Linked DNA regions of Homo sapiens: region 1 is linked to region 2. Evidence: read pairs that join two places in POLR2A ChIA-PET (ENCODE). Cell type or tissue: endothelial cell of umbilical vein. All regions are shown on one strand. Links, peaks and the distances in the headings refer to the core of each region. The heading gives the core; the rest is flanking DNA. Region 1 has its middle 26 kb from the start of LACAT1. Region 2 overlaps LOC105371901 (a long non-coding RNA gene).

Region 1 (2,901 bases), core at 312-2,811, 93 kb before region 2:
CTGGCCTGTGAATGCAGCCTGAGAAGCCTGGACTAGAAGCAGTTCAGCTTCCTTCCACATCCCAGGCGCCCACCCATGCTGTGGTAGGACCTGCCCTTCTCGCGGGGGAAGGGAGGCCCTTCTGACCTCCACCTTCCATGCACCAGCACCTTCTGTGTGTCCAGCACAGCTCGAGGGCCCGGTCACACAGAGGTAGGAAGGAGAAGGAGACAGACGTGGGACAAGTCAGTTCCATGAACATCACAGGGCCGGGCACGGTGGCTTGTGTCTGTGCCTTTTGGGAGGCCGAAGCGGGAGGATCGCTTGAGCCTAGGAATTTGAGACCAGCCTGGGCAACATGGTTAGACCCCATCACTACAAGAGATAAAAAATAAAATAAATCATCGCAGCGTTGCACAAAAGTCTGTGCAGGGGACAAGGGGGACAGGAAGGGAGGCTGGCCAAGCCCCCACAAATGTCTTCAGGGAAGAGCTTCCTGAGTTCTCCTTCTCCAGGGGCGGGAGCGTCCCAGGCAGACGAAACAGCGGAAGCACAGCACTGGAGGCCTGGCCTGGGCGGGAAGGGGAGGAGAGCGGCATGGCCACTCAGGGACCTGCATGGAGGTCCCACTGCCATGTGACACTCAGCAAGCTCAGATCCTTTTACAAATAATCAGCCACTTCTAGGAGAGAGATTAGTCCAGATTCCCCGGGAGCTTTTGACTTTCAGAGTCAACAAAGGATAAATTAATGCATCACTCTCTGCTCCTTCTGAGAACACGTGTCTAACCAGACCAGCTGCACCTTTGAGGCTGGGATCAGAGGGAGCAGCTGAGGGCCCAGAGTGAGCCCGAATGAGTGACTCTGGGAGCCGGGCGAGACGGGGCAGCAGGGAGGGCGCCCGCCACCCATTGTGACCCTCTGGCCTTCCCGTCCAGCCTCTTCCCACACTGTGTGCCCCCCGAGCCCTCCTTGCTCTGGGGATGGCAGAGAGGCTGAAGCCAGGAGGCTCTCAGGTATGTCATGAGTCAACCCAGACAGAAACAGAAAACGAAGGAGACAGGAGCAGGTGGGAGGGAGGGAAGAACTGGAGGGCCATGGGGAGGCTCAGGACAGGGGTGGCCCTAGCCCATCACTGGGCACTTCACTGAGACACCACACGAGGGCTTCGCCAGCTGCCCCTGTCCCCCCAGGGCAGAGAATGTGGGCAGCCCAGGCAAAGCTGTCCTGATGCCTACACCCTCAGCGCCCAGCCCTTCCAGCCATGCCACAGGAGGCTCATCCAACGGTGCGGAGAGAAGCGGGGAACAGGCCACAACTCACTGAAGGTCTCCAGAGCCTTCTCCCCACCAGCCGCAGAGCCTTCTGGAAGCATTCGGTTCATGTGCTCCTCTGATGCTGCCAGAGCTAGGGGCTGGCACCTCCTGCAGGGAACAATCAGACAGCATGCGGCTGGAGGGGCGGATGCCAGGCCTACGAAAGCAGCAGCCCTCCAGGAAGCGGAGCCCCGTGACCAGCCTGTCCCACGCCCCAATAGTCGGCTAACTGCTCCTCCTCTCCTACAGAGCCTCCCCGGCACAGCTCACAATGGCAATCAGGGCACAGATTCTTCCAGGAACTCCACAGGTACCAGACACTGCCCCATCGGGGACGCAGAGGGTGAGCACAGCCCCCAGCACAGCCTCACACCGATGCCCGTGGCAGGGGGTGAGAGGAGGCGGCGCCCTCCCTTCAAGGAAGAGCTTGTTCAATCTTCCCCCAGATTCTAGGTTCTGGGAGAGCAGAGGGCAGGGCTGGCTGGGGCAGGACTCAGGGATTACCTGTCGTCCAGCTTGGCCACTGACCGTGACACTGGGCAGGTCCCCTTCTTTCCCACCCCACAGGGCAGGGCTCGGGGGCTCTGAGGAAGGGAGGAGGGCCACCTTCTCCACTGGGCCCATGATCCTTTAGGTGTCCACAAAAATGTTTTAATTTTATTTTCCTTTTTTTTTTTTTTTTTTTTTTGGAGACAGAGCCTCACTCTGTCACCCAGGCTGGTGTGCAGTGGCACGATCTCGGCTCACTGCAACCTCTGCCTCCCAGGTTCAATTGATTCTTGTGCCTCAGCCTCCCAAGTAGCTGGTATTATAGGCGCCCACCACCACACCCAGCTAATCTTTGTGTTTTTAGTAGAGATGGGGTTTCACCATGTTAGTCAGGCTGGTCTCGAACCCCTGGGCTCAAGCGATCTGCCTGCCTCAGCCTCCTACAGTGCTGGGATTACAGGAGTGAGCCACTGCAACCGGTTGGGATAAGCCTATTGATGGGAAGAAAAACCCCAAACACACACATACACACACACATACGAACCAAGGAGAGATGATTCCAGATTAACCCATTTTTTGTAGAAGTCAAAGGTTTTGCAGTTCCAGGATTTTGGAGCACATCTCCTATAGAAACAGAACAACAGGGTGTATGTACATGTGTGTAGAGAGACAGAGAATCACACACACAGAGATGACAAGGATTCGGCTCATGTGATTGCAGAGGTTAAGTCCCAAGATCTGCTGCAGTCGGCAAGCTGGAGGCCCAGGAGAGCGGACCACAGGGTTCCAGTCTGAGGCTTGAGGCCCAAGAAGAGCCAGCATTCAAGTTCCAAGGCAGGAAAAAGCCAGTGTCCCAGTCTGAAGGCAGGCAGTCCGGAGAATTCTCTTCCTCGGGGGAGGGTGAGGCTTTTTGTTCTATGCAGGCCTTCAACTGACTGGATGAGGCCCCCCCACACTAGGGAGCACAGTCTACTCCTCTCAGTCCACTGATTTAAATGTTAAACTCACCCACAGACACCCAGAATAATGTCTGACCACACATCTGGGAACCCCGTGGCCCAGTCAAGCTGACACATAAAAGTACCCAGGTAAGGCTGGGCGCAGTGGCTCAAGCCTGT
Region 2 (2,901 bases), core at 117-2,616:
GAAGAGAGAGAGAAAAAGAGAGAAAGAAAGAAAGGAAAGAGGAAGGAAGGAAAGAGAAAAGAAAGAAAAGAAAAAGAAAGAAAGCAAAAGAGAAAGAAAGAAAGAGAAGGGGCCAGGCGCAGTGGCTCACGCCTGTAATCTCAACACTTTGGGAGGCCGAGGCGGGCAGGTCACAAGGTCAGGAGATCGAAACCATCCTGGCTAACACATGAAACCCGTCTCTACTAAAAATACAAAAAAAAAAATTAGCCGGGCGTGGTGGCTGGTGCCTATAGTCCCAGCTACTCAGGAGGCTGAGGCAGGAGAATGGCATGAACCCGGGAGATGGAGCTTGCAGTGAGCCAAGATAGTGCCACTGCACTCCAGCCTGGGTGACAGAGCGAAACTCTGTTTCAAAAAAATAGAAAAGAAAGAGAAGGAAGGAAGGAAAGAAGGAAAGAGAGAGAGAGAGGCGCCAGATACATAGCTTATGCCTGCAATCTTTGGGAAGCCAAGTTGGAAGGATTGCTTGAGCCCAGGAGTTCCAGACCAGCCTGGACAACATAGCAAGACCCCTATCTCTACAAACAATTTTTAAAAAATTAGCCAGGCATGGTGGTACATGCCTGTAGTCCTTGTTACTCGGGAGGCTGAGGCAGGAGGATCACTTGAACCCAGGAGGTTGAGGGTGCAGTGAGCCCTGATTGTGCCACTGCACTCCAGCCTGAGAGATAGCCTGAGAGACAGAGCAACACTGTCTCGAAAGAAAGGAAGGAAGGAAGACAAAGAAAGAGAGAAAGAAAGAGAGAAAGACAAAGAGAGAAAGAAAGAATTACAGAATAAACTAAGTCTATACACAGTGTGATAAGTGCTAGAAATGAGAAATAGGGACAGTGCTATGGAGCCAGTCTCTGGGGAGTTGAGGAAAGCCTCACAGAACAGAAACAGTTGACTAGGCAGGAACTTATCCAAGGCTGAATGAAGTTACTGGTGGGAGTATGGTATCACTCAGATGCAAAGAAAACCAAGAGCAGAATTCTAAAGAACTCCAACTATTAAGAGTCAGGATGTGAACAAGAACCAGGGAAGGATGCTGATAAGCAGAGAGGTGGAAGGAGAACCAGGAGAGAGAAGTGATGCCCTGCTCCCCAACAGTGTCAAGTGGTATGGGGTCAATAGAGCCAAAAGATGGGTAACAGAACGAGAAATAAGATAGCTCCTGGGCTTCGGTAATAAGAGGGCCACTGGTGTCCTTGCTAGACATGAATTCACCAGGCTTCAGGGACAGAAGACAGGCAGCAGTGGGTTGAGGAGAGAATGGAAACCAGGACAATGAGTGTAAATACTCAAGCCAATGTGACAGGACACAATCTTTTTACAAAAAACAAAAACAGAACATAAGAATTGTTTGCAGCTGGACACGGTGGCTACCGCCTGTCATCCCAGCACTTTACAAGGCTGAAGTGGGAGGATTATTTGAGCTCAGGAGTTCAAGACCAACCTGGGAAACACAGTGAGACCCTGTCTCAACAACAACAAAAAAAGTATTTTATTTTATTTATTTAATTTATTTTTGAGACAGAGTTTTGCTCGGTCACCCAGGCTAGCGTGCAGTGGCACAATCTCGGCTTACTGCAACATCCGCCTCCTGGGTTCAAGCGATTCTCCTGCCCAGCTTCTCAAGTAGCTGGGATTACAGGCATGCGCCACCACACCTGCCTAATTTTTGTATTTTTTGTTTGTTTGTTTTAAGTAGAGATGGGGTTTCACCATGTTGGCCAGGGTGGTCTAGAACTCCTGACCTCAAGTGATCACCCACCTCCACCTCCCAAAGGGCTGGGATTACAGGCATGAGCCACCGCACCCGGCCTCAACAAAAAATTTAAAATTTAGCTGGTCATGGTGGCTCGCATCTATAGTTCCAGCTACTTGGGAGGCTGAGCCAGTAGGATCACTTGAACCCAGGAGGTTGAGGCTGCAGTGAGCCATGATTGCAGCACTGCACTACAGCCTCGGTGCCAGAGAGAGACCATGTCTCCAAAAAAAAAAAAAAAGTGTGTGTGTGTTGCATGTTGTGTTCAAGTGGCACTGTTCCTTTCTCTGTTCTCTGGGCTAATAGTCATCCACAGGCTGAACAGGGTGGAGTCAACACCGGGCAGGGTAAGTGACATCAGGTAACAAACAGTGAAGGCAGGTTGGTGGGACCGCAGCGCTGCAGCAGAGAAAGAGAAGGCTGCTGCCCTTGTCTTGCAGCACTCCTCCTGTTTTCCTCAGACAGGATCCCTTTAAAGTCGAATTACGAGAGTGGGCACTCTGAAACACCGTGACTGTGCCCCTCGCTTCCAGAGCTTTTTTTTTTTTTTTTTTGAGATGGAGTCTCACTCTGTTGCCCAGGCTGGAGTACAGTGGCATGATCTTAGTTCACTGCAACCTCCACCTCCTGGGTTCTAGTGATTCTCCTGCCTCAGCCTCCCGAGTAGCTGGGACTACAGGTGCTTGCCACCACGCCCAGCTAATTTTTGTATTTTTAGTAGAGACGGGGTTTCTCCATCTTGGCCAGGCTGGTCTCGAACTCCTGACCTCATGTGATCCACCCGCCTCGGCCTCCCAAAGTGCTGGGATTACAGGGGTGAGCCACCGTGCCCAGCACAGAGCATCTTTATTAGTGAGTTCTCCTCACCTGTCTGTTGTCGCCTCTCATTTGGTGAATGGAAGCCTTGATGGGTGCCGCGTAAAGGCTACACATACCAGGTGCCCTTGGGACCGAAGCACAGGATTCCCAAGAGTCCATAGCAAGACACTGTGAGTTGCTCAGACAAGCCCCCATTAGGAGCCTGAGTCTGAAGCTGCCGTTCCACTTGGCCGCCTCGAGCTGACCTCAGGACGCAGTGTCAGCAGCCTGGTCACACCTGCATAGGCACC

What was found. Peaks named below come from ENCODE experiments on the same cell type or tissue, not always from the same donor. Only the 100,000 strongest peaks of a DNase experiment are listed, where the experiment ranks them.
Region 1: POLR2A ChIA-PET joins it to region 2 with 6 read pairs; 12 of 35 experiments call an interaction of 5 or more read pairs at or near these places.

Annotation. Positions count from the first base shown.
Region 1 is chr17:77,226,312-77,229,212 of GRCh38, reverse strand. No RefSeq gene overlaps it. Among named protein-coding and RNA genes, the nearest start is that of LACAT1, 26 kb to the left of the region's middle. In endothelial cell of umbilical vein, for the core only: no CTCF peak of the experiment used is centred there; a DNase peak (open chromatin) is centred at 1,462.
Region 2 is chr17:77,133,384-77,136,284 of GRCh38, reverse strand. All of the region lies in intron 2 of LOC105371901 (a long non-coding RNA gene), which reads left to right. It also overlaps a transcript of SEC14L1 not described here. Among named protein-coding and RNA genes, the nearest start is that of SEC14L1, 6.1 kb to the left of the region's middle. RefSeq lists an enhancer at 2,853-2,901. In endothelial cell of umbilical vein, for the core only: no CTCF peak of the experiment used is centred there; no DNase peak of the experiment used is centred there.